2 separate regions of the Homo sapiens genome follow, and region 2 is linked to region 1. Evidence: read pairs that join two places in POLR2A ChIA-PET (ENCODE). Cell type or tissue: B cell. All regions are shown on one strand. Each heading gives the region's core, and the rest is flanking DNA. Links, peaks and the distances in the headings are about the cores only.

The links. Peaks named below come from ENCODE experiments on the same cell type or tissue, not always from the same donor. Only the 100,000 strongest peaks of a DNase experiment are listed, where the experiment ranks them.
Region 2: POLR2A ChIA-PET joins it to region 1 with 13 read pairs; 3 of 35 experiments call an interaction of 5 or more read pairs at or near these places.

Annotation. Positions count from the first base shown.
Region 1 is chr4:163,605,772-163,614,817 of GRCh38, forward strand. MARCHF1 (membrane associated ring-CH-type finger 1) reads right to left here. Exons shown (of 10, transcript NM_001394959.1): 6 at 7,543-7,622; 7 at 6,500-7,267. Among named protein-coding and RNA genes, the nearest start is that of TMA16, 120 kb to the left of the region's middle. RefSeq lists an enhancer at 6,017-6,066. In B cell, for the core only: a CTCF peak has its summit at 5,444; DNase peaks (open chromatin) are centred at 1,295, 5,120, 5,600, 7,820 and 1 weaker place; H3K4me3 peaks cover 7,920 bases; H3K27ac peaks cover 8,000 bases.
Region 2 is chr4:163,553,557-163,562,602 of GRCh38, forward strand. All of the region lies in intron 8 of MARCHF1 (membrane associated ring-CH-type finger 1), which reads right to left. Among named protein-coding and RNA genes, the nearest start is that of TMA16, 63 kb to the left of the region's middle. In B cell, for the core only: CTCF peaks have their summits at 1,509 (motif pointing right), 1,714, 2,770 and 2,973; DNase peaks (open chromatin) are centred at 1,515, 2,815, 5,245 and 6,039; H3K4me3 peaks cover 1,597 bases; H3K27ac peaks cover 7,438 bases.

The DNA of each region.
Region 1 (9,046 bases), core at 720-8,719:
TGGAAACCATCATTCTCAGCAAACTAACACAGGAACAGAAAACCAAATGCCACATGTTCTCACTCATAAGTGGGAGTTGAACAATTAGAACACATGGACACAGGGAGGGGAACATCACACACTGGGGCCTGTTGCGGGTTGGGGGGCTAGGGGAGGGATGGCATTAGGAGAAATACCTAATGTAGATGATAGGTTGATGGGTGCAGCAAACCACCATGGCACGTTTATACCTATGTAACAAACCTGCACGTTCTGCACATGCATCCCAGAACTTGAAGTATAATTTAAAAAAATGAGAATATGCATAACATATATGAAACCTATAGCATAATGGTACAAAGTATATCCTCAAACTCACCATCCAACCTAAGCTGGAGCTAGAGCATTACCAGGAGTTATCACTTGTCTTTGGGCTCTTCCTCTTTTAAAGAAACCATTAGTGGAATTCAATGTTCTTTACTTGTTTTACCCTGTAACACCGAATTCCCATTATTGTCTCCATGTTTTCTGCAAGTCTACTCTCTTAGCATGCACTGATTCGGAAGCTGTCCCAAAAGGTCTGTTTGAGCACTGCCTGAATTGTTCTGAGTATTGTGGAGGGCACAAAACAGATGTAAGGCAGGACTCCTATGTTCAAGGAACTTATTCTGTAGGGAAAAGAGAGCTAACACACATGAAAGTAGAGAATATATGATACTGACTAGAAGAATTATGAGATTTCCAAGAGAGAAAAGATAACTGTGGACCAGACTAGCTTAGAAAACCTTTTATCCTCCTTTATAAAGGAGGATAAAAATGAAGTGCATATTGAAGCATGCCTAAATATGAGCATTTGGAGACGAGGAGTGAGACATTTAAGAGGGGAAGAACTACATTTGGTGGTGGTGTAGTTGAGCATTACTGTATTGTTTCATTTATTTTTCTTGCTCAGAATTCTTGTTTCACTTCTTCTGGTACTACTGCAGTTCTTTTTGCTGTTGAAATTTCCTTTTCCCAATTCATAAGATTTGGAGGGGTTGCCGATGGCTACATTTTAAATCCAGTCTTCCCATTCAAGGACTTAGTCCAACCACAATACCCTATGATCCTGGTGACAGTGATTGACTCAAAGATGGGTATGTGACCTAGGGCAGGCTAATTATATGCCTTCCCTGGGATTTCATGTATAAGTGCTTGAAAAGAACATTTCTCTTTTCTGTTAGGCTGCTGCTGCTAAAATGTAAGCCCGAAGCTACCTCTGGCCAGACTATCTCTTCCCTCTTCTATATATAGGAAGTTTGTCTGCAGTTGGAGGAAATGACTCCTCACAGAGAAGGAGAGAGAGAGTGAGAGAACCACATTGTTTCTGGAGTTCCTGAAGCCATCTGTATACTTTGTTTTACTGTTCGTGTGGTTAACATACCCCTTTCTTGTTTAAGCTCATTTGAATTGATTTCTGTTGATTTTATCCCATTAGAAAAGTACTTAACAAAACAGGTAGTGGGCTAAAAAGTGGATGTGGTGGAGATGGAAAGTGTAGAGAAGGACTAGAATGGAACACTGGGATTGAGAAAAAAAGCACAGATCAGAAACTAGTATCTGGAGAAAGAAATGTCAGTACTTTGTTGGAGACTGGACACATCCAATATGGAAGGAATAAGATCAAAAATGGAAAATCCAGGAAATTAGTGGACTCACTGATAGAAATGGAAGTAGTTGAAATGAGGAAGTGGATTTGAAGGGAAGCAATAACCAAACCATGACATTTGAGTTCCTGGTAGAGGTGGGACTTTGCCAGTCTATGGTTTTGGTGACACAACCCATGCTATATTGGTCTAACAATGTGAAGTACAGGAATGTAACCTAGTCATGCTTTGTGTCAGCATTCAAGGGAATATGATAAAAAACTATAGACATTTGGCTTTTCAAATACATTCTTTAGATTCTTTTCTCTCCTTTCTCTTCCTATCTAAAGCATGGGAACGATTTGTAGCATAGAATAGTGTTTCTCAAAATGTGATTCCTGCATCAGAAGCTTCAGAATCACCTGGGAACATTTTAAAAATACAAGTTAATGAGCCTAACCCCAGAGCAAGGGCATCAGAAACTCTAAGGGTGGGTCCAGGAATCTGCATTTTAACAAGCCCTCCAGTTGTCACTGATGCTCACTAAAGTTTTAGAACTGCTGGTGTAGAGTATTCTTTCCATGTTGGCTCTACAGCAGGTGAGGCAGTCCAACATACAGTGCTATGATTTTGCATCCTAAGAATTATTCCCTTAGAAAAGTACATTTTCACTAAAGCTATCATTCAAAAACTATGTGTTGAGAATGTTCTATCTGCCAGGCATTGTTCCAGGTACTTTGGATTTTGCAGTGAACAAATTTGACACAGTTAATCATAATAATGCCTATATTTTAGCAATTAAAAGTTATGCTATGGAAGTGACTGCCAGGGGACCTGAGTGTTGGTTAGGAGGTTAGGAAGCTGTTCCTAAAGAAATGGCATTTAAACTGAGAAAGAATAGGAAGTCGTCTGGAGAAGATCCAAGGAGGTAAGGTAAAGCCATTCTAGGTCTTGAAAGGGGTAGGTCTGAACACTTTCAGGGAATTGGAAACAGACCAGCATGAAAAGGTCATAGTTAATGATGGGTGGTGGAGCTAGAGAGGCAGATCTGATAGAGCGATCAACAGGGACTTGTAAATATTAAAGATTTTGCACCTTCCAGTGAGGGCGATTTACAGGCCATGAAAAAGTTTCAATCATGGGCTAACATGATCTGATTCATGTTTGTTTGCCTTTTAATTAAATGCAATTCCTTTTTCAAAAAAGCAAATACTTTTCCACTGCACTGTGGAAATAACTGTGGGTATAATAGTATGATGAGTTAAATTCCCTCTAAGGTATAATAGGCTGGTAGAGATACTTTCTCTGAAAAAGGCTGTGATGAAGGAGGCAAACAGAATAGAGTGTGCATGTGGGGACCAGAAGCCAGGAACAGAAAAGGAAGAAGGCTTAGGAGCTTCTTTCTTTTTTGTGGTTGTGGCTGAGACTGCTCCTTCTATGCATGTCTGAGAGGGCAAGTTCACAGGCAATTGCTGCTTCTCTCAGGGGTCATTGTTTTGCCTACATAGAAGACCCTGGTTCTCAGGCTGTATCCATTTCTAGAGATCATATATATCTTTTCTCCTACACAAGATCTTTTGTAGTGATTTAATTCACTTTCCAGGCATCACTGCTACCTCCTTGAGAATAATTCCAAAATCTCTATGTCCTTCCTGACCTTGAATAGATTTTCAGTGTTTAATATCTTTAGTACCTTGTGCTAATACATTGTGTTAAAAAATGCACACATGCCGTTGTTTAGTGTCAGGCTATGTATAGTTCACTAATTATTGAAAAACTATACACGCCCAACTGTGACTGCTCTTCTGCAGTTCAATAATATGTCTCATATTGTCTGCTGGACAGCTGACCCTGGAATGTCATTGTAACCACAAATAGCTTGCCTGTAATTGAACTCACTATGTCTTTCCTAAATCAACTTGCCTCTGTCTTCTGCCTCTGTTCATTAACATCAACATTTACTGTTGTCCCAAGTTCCAAGATTTGGAGTCATTCTTGACTCCTCTGTCTTAGGCTCTCACCAAATCCAAACTCTGAGATTGTCCTCATTCACTTGGTGGAAGGCTAATTTGCCATTTGTTCTTCCCTTTCCTTATCCATTATTGTCCTAGTACTCTACTCAACCCACAGGATAGTTCCATCTCCTAAATCTAGGTTCCTTTATCAGAGACACTGGTGACTACACTGTGTATGTGACTTCATTAAGCCTATTTTATTTAGAAAAGGTCTTTCTGTGTGTGTGTGTGTGTATATATATATATACGTATATATATAATACACGTATATATTTATATACACACACATATATATATATTTTTTTGCCCTGGAACCTTTTTTATTCTTAAAGGAATATTATGTAGAACCCCACTATGTAAGAGACATAATCATGAAGGTATTCTGGCTGAAAATGGGCTGAGGGAAGCACAATCCCCTTGACCTGCCTCAACTTTAGAGGCAGCCTCTTTGGAACTCAAGAGATCCATTGAGGGAGTTTGAAAACATGGATTTACAGCATAAACAACTCTGAATATGTAAGTTTTCTTCAAAATGTCTTATTTTAAAGAGTTATTTTTTATCAATGTATGCAAACTTTCCAACCTAGTCATATAAGTTCATGTAAAATTCATAAATGCAAGTGCCAGTGTCCCATCCCTGTTGTGCTAATGGCATTTCCCCCGCCTTGAGTTCTAACGTAAATTCTATTTTTCTCAGCCCCAGTACCTCTTCTTCTTTAGGGGTTTTCTAGATCATCCCAGATCTCAGCAAATCTTTCTTCAAATCCTGCAGTATTCCTTTTCTTACATTCTTCCTGTACTATCTTATATGCTTTTTTTCGAGTATGTGTTCAATCTCTGCCACTTAGATCATAAGCCACTTAAGGGAAGAATCAGGTCTTTTGCTACTTTTTATCCTCAGCATCGAGTATAACATGCTGCCTGTAGCATTTGCTTAGTTGGTATATTTTGATGGTAATCTCTAGCAGGAAATAATACCTATTGGCTCATCTATCTCACTTTCATTAATAGAAGTCTAAATTAAATATCCTGTCTTTGAAAATGTTTCTCCAGAGTAGGGTTTTTAAGTAAGGAGAACCAGTCACTACGACTTTAATTGCAAGCATTATTTTTCTCTCCAATTACCATTTAGCCTACAACTAGCTTCTTTGACTGTCTTTCATTAGATTATGTTGGAAGCTAGATTTAGGGAATGACAACAGATGGTTGCAAGTGGGAAATTCTCCATTCAGACTAGAAAGAGTGGTTTAGTCCATCCCCTAACTTTTCAGCAAACATACATATAGATCATAATTAAAAGATTATAAGAAATTTACATTTATAGGTAAATTACACGGTGACAGTTTCTTTGTAAATCCCTTTTAAGTCCTTTAGCATGTTTCACATGGCCCTGTACAGTCGAGCCCTCTCCACTTCTCCATCCTTCTCTCTACCACCCATCCCCCTATTCACCACAACCTAGCTGCAATGGCAAGCTTTACGTTCCCTGAATTGCCAAGCTCCGTCCCTCCTCTTGTTTCCTGCTAGTGGCAGCCTCTGCCTAGATGGTCTTCCCTGCTTCTTTCCTGATCAATTCCTGTCATCCTTTGAGCCTTAGCCTGCTTGTCACTTACTTAGAGAGTTTTTGTCTCATCTCCCACAATAGGTGAAGCTTCCTTGCCATGTGCTTTCATAGTTCTTATCATAATTATAATTATATATCAGCTGTAAATTAATTTGTTTTGGGTCTCTGTTCCATATTAAATTATAAGCTGTAAGATGTTAGAAACTATACAAATCTTACTCACTATATTATTTTCAATGTCTAGAATAAAGCTTAATGCATAATAGATGCTTGAATACATATATGAATGAGGATTTTATGAATGACTATCCTATAAAACTTTCAGATAAACAAACCATTCTTATATTATTCACATGTAGAGTTTAATTCTTCTCACTGCTGCCCTCAATGGACATGAGCAGCCTTCTCTGGGTCACGTAATTCACACGAACATGCATACATATTTTATGAAGTAACTTCTGCTTTTATAAAAGCAAAGCAAAACATAACAAGTATTGCGCAGTGAAAATCTTCATTTGCTCTCATACAGAATCTAAACAGCTTAAATGATTAGGTATAATATGAAAATGTACAAATATATTTTTTTGTTTGAAATTGTCTCATTTATGCACACTAGCTTGGATATTCCTATAATTCTTTTTATGTAAGGTTATTTTGAAAATATATGCTGTTGAGTTAAAAAGAGCAAGAACGCTGCCACATAGCTAGAAAATATCCACATGTTGAAACCTTTCGGTATATGTTTATCAGTAAAGTTAATGTGGCCCCCTTCCCTACAGGCTCTTGCAACCCCACTGATACGTCCCTGACCTGTTTCTGTGTCCTTTGAGTCTTCAATTACCCTGCTGAGTCAAACAATTGGAGAACAAATTAAAGCCAACTGCAGAGAATGTTATTTTCTGATACAAAAATCTGACCTTAAAGAACTCAAGCCTTGAATATCTTTCTGTCAGGATGCCAGCAAATTTGCATTGAAAAGTCTAACATTTCACACAGTCTCACTCTTAATTCCCCCACTATTACTGTCATAACTAGAATGAGTGCAAGACTCAGCTGAGTCAGCCCCTTTACCAGGATAAATCATTATTCAGTTTAAAGGAAGGGGATATCTAATTGTACTTGGTAACAGCTTTCACACCCATGTTTACATCTGCATTATTCTTTTCATACCCACCTTTTCTCCTTTTATATCCAATCAGAAAAAGAACAATGTAAATAAATGTTAAGTTTTGAGGGTAGGTGTCAAACACGCACCTAACTCACTGCAAAAAGAACTATATATGGATGACATCAAGCCTTTCTCTACAGTGACTGACCTGCATACTTCTAAATTATCAGACCCATCGTCATAGGTGGCAGGAGGCTTCTGAACAGGGTTATTCACCTGGAGCCCTGCATCATTCATGTCCTTGCTGCCTTCTGGAACTCCCAGTATTTCAGTGCTGGAATCTGTTTCTGAAAATGTCTTCTTCATTATTTCATTTTTCCTAAGACTTTGCAAGAGCTGAGGATCTCTGTGGTGATATCTGCCTTTGCTCTTCTCATGATTCCTTGAGGATCTCTTAATTTCAGAGGACCCTTGAGTCAGAGAAGGGTTGCATTCTTGGTACCTTGTATGTTTTCCTCTGTGGAGATTTAAAGAGCAACTCTCACATTCAATCAGCTCTTGTTGCTCTTTACCTTTGGATCCCAGATCAACGAGCTCAATTCCGTTAGGAGTGGAAGACCCAGCTAAGTTTTCACACGGCTTATTATTATTTCTCCTCCTTCTTCTTGACAGTCTGAATTTAACCTGGGCTCTTCTTTTTGCCTGAATCCAATGACTCTCATCTGTGGAAGATGAATCTGAAGAATCTGTGTAAAGCTCCCTCCACCTGGGGCTTGAGATTTGAAGGTGAAAGTCATTTTTTCTCCCTCTTATTTGTTCTTCTGCAGCATGCTCATATCTCTCAGAGGCTTTTCTCCTCCTCCTAGGTCTTTGTATTACTGATTTCTTACCAGACTCCTTCCTAGCAGGGCTCAGCACCATGACAGGGGTGCAATACTCAAATGACTCTTCTGACATGTCATGCAAGATGGCAGATCTAGACAGAGCAGCAGGCAAAGGATGGGAAATGGGAATGGAGAGGAAAGCCATGGAAAAACAGAGAGAGAGAATGATGAAAATGACAGCATGGACCAGAAGTAGATAAATAAAGATCAACTGAAGAAAATGAACTAAATGAAAAAAAATAGCCAGTATAAATTTTCTATGGACCATGTAAAGCAGAAGCAAGAGACACACATTCTCAGAACAAACAACAAGAATACGAATATTGATCCAAAGAATATAGATTAAGATAATTTGTTCAGCACTTACCTGCAGATGTCCTGAGTGGATGGACAGACAGACAACCTTGACTGGCTCCTGGGAGCTGTCCCTGTTGTTGGGCTGCTTGCCTGGAGAAACAAGTTAGATAATTTGGCATCTTGGTTAAGGTAATACATGGTTGATATCTTGCTTTTTTTCCACATATTTAAAAAATTACAACAAACGTGGCTGCTGGTCATGTTGCTTATAATGCAGAACAGAGAATATAGGAAGTTTGAGGTTGGTTTTGCAAAAGTAAAACTTATTTGAGGAACCTGGAACAGCTGAGATGCTGCGCTATTTTGCTGTTACTTCATTTACGAGAGAGGAAGATGATTCCACAAGTTTCTATTCTATTTACTGTAATCATTTGAGTGGAATAGCTCAATTTGCTTTGGAAACAAATGAATAATACTTGAAGATCCTATGATACATGGACTAAAGCACTATTATGTGACAAGGATAATAATAGTCTGAGAAGTCTAATCAAACAGCCATTAGGTTGCTAGATACTTCCTGAAGCTAACATCAAGGCCCCATGAGATATTTGAAAATACTTTGTAATATTTAAAAGCCTGAATTTATTGCTATTAAAATTTCATTAATGAAACTAATAAAATATATCCCTTGCAACACTATTGGCCTTTCATATCTTTTAACCCTATAACCATACTAAGTCTGAAAATAAGAAAGCCTGAAACATCAGATTATTAGCATAAAGTTGAGTGCATTTCACTAAAGTCCTACCTTTGAAACAGTATTTTCTTCACTCTATTTGACTTTAACCTGTTGTATTTAATATAGGTTATGATGATAAATAAAAAACTAGAATGTAGGGATAATTTTCTATGTTCCAGGCATTGTGCTGTAGCTTTATTTACTGTCTCTTTAATTCTACAATAATCTCACAAGTGGAAAGTAATAATAACTAACAGTTTTGAGTGAATAATATGTGCTTATCAGTGTTCTAAGCCATTTCCATATATTCATTAATGCTCACAATAAATCTTTGTAGTAAATACTATAATTACATACATGTTACAGCTGAGGAAACTGAAAAATTGGGGCTGCTTCTCACTGATAGGTGGTAACGCTGAGATCTGGACCAGGTATCTGGCTCCACTATGGGTGGAGATCTGGGTCCAGATTCAGGCCTGTTTGACTGCAGAGATGAAATGCACAATTTCGTCACCAAGAAAATAACAGTAAAGGTAAAAAGATTACCCCAAATTTCGAAGTCATTCTAAAAATTCTCATATTGGAACTATGTAATCATGATTCTGAAATCCAGAGAAAAAGGAACAAATTCTAACTCAAGAGATCAGGTCATATTTGAAGAGAAGGTATAGTAGGCTAAATAATGGTCCCCCCAAATATCTCAACATCCTAATCTTTGGATAGTGAATATTTTACCTTTTATGGTAAAAGGGACTTTGCAGATGTGATTAAGTTAACCATCTTGAGTTGAGGAGATTTATGCAAATTATACTGGTAAACCCAATGTAACCATTAG
Region 2 (9,046 bases), core at 708-8,707, 52 kb before region 1:
GTAGAAACAGCTAAAAGATGGCACAATGATGGCTTCATTTCTGTAAGAAATGGAGCAAATATCATTATAGGTTTTAATATATGCCCCAGTAACTTCTCATTCTTGTTGTCAAATTCAAAATGGTATCTTAAGGTTTCATGTTTCCCAAAGACATACTGCTCTGGGTGACAGATTTCACAAAAGGTTAAAGGAACTCAAACATTCCAAATAAACTCAAAGCATGAGCGTGGGTGTGTGGCTTAGAATTATGTCTTCTGTGGGCATCGCAGGACATGAGAAGCAGTCTGACTAGAAAGGTCCCGCTGTCTCTGCCCCAGGGATGCTATTCTAACAAACTTAGTGACTGCAAAATCCAAGAAGCTACCCAAGAATGGATACATGAAAAAAATGGCTCTTTTCCTCAAAAGCTAATTCACTTGGATTTCTATACATGAAGACTCTTTTACTTTTCAAAAACATTTTTGGGGTTAGCTGATACAGTATTTTACCAAGAAGGGCTCACATTGCTTTGCAGTATTTAGACTAGTACTTGAGACACACCAGTTGAGTAAAAAATAGAGGTGTGATAGCAGGGAAAATGCAACTTATAAATCCAAGCATGGTTGAAATATCATTTTTAAGGCTTTAGAAAAAGGTGCATTTATTTAAAGTAATAGTAAGAGATATATATTGTACTGATATGCTTGTCACGTTAGTTTACAATGTGAGGAATACGCCACTAAGAATTGTGACTCAGTGGTGCTGCTGGATGCATGAGAGAGGTGTTAACAACTGCCAGATGAGAAATTGTCCAAATGCAAAGGTATTAGTAGAGTCAGAGGCCAAGGGAACATAGAAGGTGTTGGAAAGAACAATGGAGAGCAGAGAGAGCTGGGGTAGGAGCAGGAGGCCTGGGGTGGTGTGGAGGGAGAGGAGTACAATGTGGTAGTTAGGTCGAACAGGCTAGAAGCCACATGGTCAGAGAGGCTTGGAGCGAAGCAACTAAGAACTCAGACTCCTGGGTTAGGGAGACTTGGGTCAGAGACCCCTGTCTGGCTTGGGTCAAGTAACCTAACCTCCTAATGCCTCAGTTTTCTCATTGGTAAAATCAGGATGACAACAGTGTCTCTTGTATAGAGTTTGCTGGAATTATATGAGATAATCTAGTTAGCACATAGTAAACAGGGAAGTAAACCAGGCATAAATATTCTAAAAATAGTGTGACCAGTAAATTCAAAGCTACCAAATTATTTTTATAAAACAGATAAGCCATTTTATGTTCAGTCAACTAAATGATGATTAAGAATTTCTCTACAAAATATATGCACATTACTTATTACATGCATATGTAAATATATATGAGCCCAATGTTAGATTACCAAAATAATTTTTCTTATAAACCTTGTCTTGATCTCTCACTGGTTTCTTTCAAGATTTTCATGACAGATGGGATTTCCTAAAAGTTTTAAGCAAGATATTTGTAATATAGAAAAAAAGGTGCTGAGTAAAATCATCCACTAGAGGGAGTAATGATATCACGCATAATGATGATATGAATGGAAAAAAGAGAAATGGAAAAATGTTTGTATATCTGTCCTGAGGGTAGATATAATATGTGGGATTTAGGCACATTTGCAGTGGAACTGTTGGGATAAAAGTTAAAATTGCAAATTCCTAAGCTTTGTTCCAGATTTATATCTGGGGGTGTGGCCTAGGAATCTGCATTCCTGGCAGGCACTCCGAGAGATTTTTATATATGCTGAACTTTGACAATTACTTCCCTAAGGAAGGAAAAGTTCAGGGACATATTTTAGAGTGGCATTGTAATATCTGACGGTTTTTCACAGAGTGAATATACTTTCACCTCCTTCCATATCCCCCCAAAAAACTCACCTAAATCTGAGTTGATTAATATCACCATGTAAGAACACAAATTACTTGAAAGTTTAATTAATAGATGCATTTAAACAAAGTTCCTTTAAAAATATTGAATCAATACTTGGTTGTCTGTTTTCTCTCGGAGGTTATGGTGAAAGATATTTTATCACACATTCTGAAAGAGAAGTCAGTATATTACTGCTTCAGGCATGTTGAACCAGCAGAAAATCTACTGAGCTGTGTCCATGAGGATACTTAATTATGGATTGTGGCTTCATAAAGAAAACAAAAGGAATAATTGGGTTACATTTCACAGTGGCATAGTCTCTCTTCCCCAGAGGTTGAAACCCTTGCCGAGCGGACTCTTGGATGACACTGCCATTGATGATGTTTTCCCTGGAAGCCCATTTCTGTTGTGGGCTCTTCGCCTCTTACCTCTTCAGTGAACAGCTATGGCACACGTGGAATCTGCACAGGTCTGTGGTCACTCTCTGTGCCTAAGTGATCATAGCCTTGCCGTTTAGGAGACAGTGCTCGTGTACTAAGCAGAAGCACAGACACTGGGAAGATTAAAAGAGAAAAGCTTTTAAAAATACCCAATTTTACCCCATCATTTTCTAGTTGAAGAAACTGAGGCCCAGAGCACTGAGTTGACTTACCCAGTCATTATTAGATGACATTATTAGATTTTTTTTCGTTCAGGAGCTAATTATTAAAGCATCACAATGTATCGGACATTGTTGTAGGATGCTAGGGAAGAAGACAGCCAAGATTTCTGCTTTGATGAAGCTTATATTAGGGTCCCAATTGTGGAATTTTGTGTAGTTGTTAAAATAGGGAACTGTGTAATTTTCCATCAATAAGAGATAATAGGTTTTGATTTCATAAGTGCTTCTATCCCTTTCTCAATTCTGTTGTGTATGTTTAGAAATGTCTTTCTAGAATATTCCTTTGGGTGGCAGCAAATAAAAAGAGAATCTTTTTGGAACCGTCTATTTGTATCTACCCACAGTAAGCTCATCTACTGACAATCCATTGTTGATGCTTATTCTCATGGGTCAAAAAAATTCTTACATCCTATTTGCACTCTTTAATAGCAGTGTCACATCTGAACATTGTATTTAATGTAATTGAGTTGATTTTTTTTTTTACTCTCGAGAGTCTCTTAGCCACATATACACTTGAAATAAATCATATATATACGATTTATATATAAATAAAACAGAATATATATTTGTACATATATTCTACTCCAGTTTAAATGAGAGCCTGTGAAACTTGAAGTATTGGTTCCAGTTTTGGATATAATAATACTTTAAAAAATAGTGTTTTAGTTACTATATCTAAAAATCCATTTTATCAGTACTTTGATATCAAGCATGATTAATTGGCTCAATATATTACATTTGAATTTGTTTTTGGCACCATACTGACTCAGCGTTTCTTAAGAATTTTGTCCTAAAACTGAAGATTTTTTTTTTTTTTTAAAGAGAAGATTCTTTTGGGGTATAGAAATTTCTTAAATTGTATACAAAATATTGTGTGCATTTATTTTTTTCTGGGGAAAGGTCCATGATTTTCAATGGATTCTCAAAGAAATCGGAGACATTTTCCAAGTTAAAGTCCTTGCTTTAAACTGCTCTCCCTTGAATTGATTTAATAGCGATAGCAGGGAAGGGTTGGAGGTATACATAATCTCCACAGGCGGGAAATGAAACTTGTGGTTCAGGGACTCGGTATGTTTGGAAATCAAAAAATGACTTTGCAACCACAACTGGCCAAATTTCCTCATTTACAGCATTTAGGATGAAATCCCAAATGTTGATTCTCATCCTACTGGGTGATGGGAGAAAGTGTAAAATGCTCATTTGTGTTTACATGGCAATATTCAACTTTGTTTAATTATTTTGCTGTATAAGCTGTCCTATCCTATCATCTCCAAATACTGTTTTCCTCTAATTAGACAGCAGTTGGTTTGAACCAAAGAAAGCTTCAGGGGGACTAAGAATCTCATTCAGTTCCAAGGATACCAGAATAATTTGTCTGGGTCTTTGGGAGCCCATGCCAAGGGGTGTGTTTTTTTGTAATGATTCCTGAGGCCTTTATGCTTTCTATGTGAAATTTTTTGAGACATAGGTGATAATTTTTCACATTCTAGAACAGTTCCCATTTTTCTTCCTAAAGCTCAAGAGTGAGAACTGAACATGAAAGGAACTCATTTAAAAGTTCTTTAATAGCCTGTCGTTTTTCTTTCCTCTCTCTTTGGAAACCTAATAAAAATGGGTTAGCCTTGCTTTTCTTTTGCCTATATCCTTCATTCCCACTTATTTACTATTATGATTATTATTTATAAATCTTCATGTTGAATACTTTTTCACTGAAGATTCAGTTGTCCATTTCTCTAGCATTATTGGATCACAGCCAGGGGATAGAAATTAAATGTTAAACCAATCTAATATTATTCCAGTAATTTGTTCTTACAGAAAGCAAGGAGGTAAGGTTCAGCGTCCACACTGAAAATGGAGCAGGAAGGTTTAATATTCCCATTTAAACATCTCCTTTCTATTGAAGAACATAAAAGTCTTCTGATACTTGAGCTGACCATGACAAAGAGGGGGAAAAAAGAAAAATTTGGGTTCTGTGAAAATACATGGAGTTGCATGGAATAGAGATTTGTCTGAAGAAACTGAGATGACTGAGTGTCTGAGCATGAGGTGGAAGGGCACAGGTGAGGGGGGAAGAGTGGGCAGGACCAGATGATGAGGACCCCCGATTATCATCCGGAGCGGGGAAACATGGGGTGTGGAACAGGCGTGAACGGTTCAATGTGCAGGGAGAAGTAGAAAGTGTTCTTCCCAGATTTCCTTCATGGAATTCGTTCAAAAGGAATCTCTTTATGACTATTTGGGGTAGAAAGCATGATTACAAGGGACACAAATGTAAGCTGACCTCTTCTGAGTGAGGCAGTAGGAAGAGTTTTTCTGTTGTTCTGAGGAGATGCTTGAGCAAGTGGAGGAGATGCTTCGGAGAAGATAGAAGGTTCTCTGGCTTCAGGATGGGTCTTCTGCTACTCAACTTGGTCATTGCTGAAGTGACTGGATTTAGGGACAAAAATCTAGGAAGTAACTGATCTTTGAACTCAGGTTTACATCAACAGCTGAGGGACAGCCCGTATAGAGAGAGTCTGCAGAAACAGGACGATGAGCTGCAGGCACTTGCAGAGAGCACATGAGGGGTGTGGATTGGCTCAGGCCAGGCATGGTTTTGAAATGTGGGCTATGTTTAAGCAGATCTCTAAGGAGTAAGGTAAACAGGCTTTTGCGTTGCCAGGGTTTCAGAAAGCCTGTTCTTGCAGCTGCGTGGAGCGTGCCCTAGAGAGAGGGTGAGCAGCTTGTGGCCCCCACAATCCAGAGAATAAAAAGAACTGCTGTCTTACAGTGGGTCTTATTAAATATGACTTCTACTTCAGAGAACATTGATCCTCTCACAGATAAACTCCCTTAACTTCCTGTCCTCAGAATAGATACATTTATAACTGCATCACACCCTTTTCACTTCCTCTCCTCTTATTTATGAGGACAAAATGTTCCCGTACAGTCCAAATTCATCATTCTCCATGACCCTTGATCCTTTGATTATATTTTTTCATTTACATTTAATTTCTTTCTAGCCCTATAGCCCCCTTCCCTTCAGCATTAAAACCTATTTCTATGTCTCTTTCAACTTTTATACAATAGCTTATTTTTTATTAATTGCATGTTCATTGTAGAAAATGTATAAAACATAGAAAACTAAAACGGAAATAAAATTATTCATAATCTCATTTGCAATGTATGTCCTCTTTTAGTCTTCAAGTATACACACAAATGTATTGGAATGTAAATATTCAAACCATTTTAAAATGCAACTTTAGTTTTTGTATATTTTCATTTCTTTGGGGCACTAGCAGAATGCAATGCAGAAATATAGGGAGTGGTTGGCGATTTGGAAAGTAGAAAGGAAGGTTCCTTTCGAACTAAGAAGAAGTCAAAGGATGGAGGAAGAAGAAAAAACCACATCCATGTTGGGAACCTGGATGATGACAATGAGAAGCTGCAGACTGTGGTCCCATTGCTTAGTAAGAACTCGGAGAAGAGATCTAACACAGAACCACTTTGAGAAACATAGTTTAAATGACAGGAGCCACCACTGGATTTGAGTCACCTCTCAAAGATGGTCCTTTATTTTAGAACCTCCGATTATCTGCACTTGTGTCCTATGTCTATTATTCCTCACATCAGTGGGGCCCAAGAGGACTTTAATTTATCTCCATCTGTCACTTCAGTCTTTGGCTGCCAAGCAGAGGAGTGTCCCCTTCCTTGCCACAGTTTCTCTCTCAGTGTTTATCTGAATAACCAGTGTGGACAATGCCTTCTACAATGCCTCAGGACATTTGTACATATAGGAAGAGTGTCAGCCTCGGAAATCTAGTGGCATGTCTTAAAATTTCTTGCCCATTTTTCTTTGTTATACAGTGTTCTCTAATTGTCGAGTTCTCAGATTTCTTTATTTATGTGGAATATAAGTTCTTTATCAGACATTTGATATGAAAATATTATTTTCCAATATATGGCTTGTCAATTTATCTTAAAAGTAACTTTTGAAAAGCAGATGTTTTTAATTTTGACATAATTTAATACATCAATTTGTTCTTTTGTTTCTTGCTTTTGGTGTTACATCCAAATGTCTTTACCTCACCCAAAGTCATAAAGGTTTTCTCCTTCGTTTTCTTGTAGAAGTGTTTCTGTTCTAGGTTTTATATTTATAGGATACATTTTGAGTTGATTTTTGTATATGGTGTGAGATATAGATAATTTTTTTACATTTATTAAAAACATCTTCCTTTCCCTGCTGAATTGCTTTATCGAAAATCAGTTGACTGTATATGTGTGGCTCTATTGCTGGATTGTCTATTATGGCCCATCAATTTACTTGTCAGTCTTAACAACTATACTACCCTGCCTTGACTTTGGTAGCTGTATAATATGTCTTTAAATCAGGTATTATTCCTTCAATTTTGTCATTTTTCAAAGTTAACTTGGCTATTCTAGTTCTTTTGCATTCCACTTGAAGTTTAAAATTATTTTGGCAATTTATTTTAAAAATTCATGCTGTGAATTTTATTGGTATGGTAGTGAATCTGTAGGTTAGTTTGGGGGAAGAGTTTGACCTCTTCACAATATTGAGTCTTCCAACCCATGACAATAATAGACATCTACATTCGTTTAGGTCTTTAATTTCTCTCAACAATGTTTTGTAGATTTCAAGGTACAGGTCTTGTGTATTTTTTGTCATATTTATCCCTAAGTATCTAATAATTTAAATGCTATTGCAAATAATATTTTTAAAGATTTCAATTTACAATAGTTTGCTTTTAGTGTACAGAAATACATTTGGTTTTTATATATTGAGCTTACATCCTGCAATCTTGCTAAATTCACTTCTTAGTCTTAGTAGCTTTTTGGTAGATTCCATCATATTTTCTACATAGATAATCATGTCATTTGTGCATAAAATCCACTTTTTTGAATCTTTTCCAATCGAGATGCTTTTATTTGTTTTTCTTGCTTTATTGCACTGGCTAGAACCTTCAATGAAATGTCAAATAACAGTTTTCTTTCTAAATAAAAAAACAAAATTATACTAACATGCTTCAATGATAACTGCTTTAAAATGTAACAATATATCATGTACATGTATTTCATTTTTGATGGCTACATACATGATATCATATAGGTCAACTAAAATCTATATTATCTATATTACAATTAGAAACTTTTGTTTGCTTGGATGTCAGTCATATCTAGATATTTTTGCCCATCTCAAAGTCATACAAATTTTTTCTATGCCTTCTTCTAAAAGTATAATTGTTTTAGGTTTTACATTTTGTATTCTCTCTTATAGCTAGTTCTGTGCCCAAAATTTAAGTAGCAAAATATTGTGCACATCTGTGATTATTTCATTAAGATAAATTCTTAGAAATGAAATTTAAGGGAGAGGTTGGATACATAGTCAAGATTTCTGAAATACATCTATCACACAAATATATAGCCAATACATCTATCACACAAATATATAGCCAAATTGCCCTCCAGGAAAATTATACCAAATTATTTCACTATTAGCACGTTTTGAATGCCAATTTAAGAGGATAAAATTGGTATCAGCTATTGTTTAAATTTTCATTTTTTTCACATTTATAAGAAATGTGAAAAAGGATGGAGGAAGAAGATAAAACCACATCCATGCTGGGAACCTGGATGGATATAATTGTTTGTGTAGTTACTATTTGTATTATTTTGTGAATTTTTTTTCTGTTTCCTATTATATGTTTTCCATTGTTTGCTCATCGTACTGATGTTTCAGAACTCTTTTATGTTTATCTTCCAGTAAAAACATCTATCTTTTGGTTCTGTGCTCCACCTATAGCTACTGACTTGCTTACTTCTTCACAGGCAACATTTTGGAAAGAATATTGTACCTTTCTCCAAATGTCAACCCTTTCTCATCTTTTCTTGACTCTTCAACCCTCTGAAATGTAGCTATCAAAAACAACACTCCAGGCCAGGAGTGGTGGCTCACGCCTGTAATTCCAGCACTTTGGGAGGCCGAGGTGGGCAGATCACCTGAGGTCAGGAGTTTGAGACTAGCCTGGCCAACATGGTGAAACCCCGTCTCTACTAAAAATACAAAAATTAGCCAGGCGTGGTGGCCCATGCTTGTAATCCCAGCTACTCCAGAGGCTGGGGCAGGAGAATCGCTGGAACCCAGGAGGTGGAGGTTGCAGTGAGCAGAGATCGCGCCACTGCACTCCAGCCTGGCGTCAGAGCCAGACTCTGTCTCAAAAACAAAACAAAACAAAACAAAACAAAACAAAACCCAACACTCCACTGTAACTACTCTTGCCAAAATTACCAATGACATCCTAAATGTATATTTACTCTCAGTCCTGTCTGCAGCACCTGATACTATTGACTATTCCCGTGTTTTTTATATTTTGATTCAAGAGTGTTAGTCTCTATTGGTCCTTTGCACCTCTCTGATGGCTGCTGCTTCTCATTCTCTTTTGCTCCTCTTCTCTACTTGCCCCTGCCCCTCAGTTCCCAGGCCTTCACCTTCACCCCCAGTCTCATCACACTCTCCCAATCTT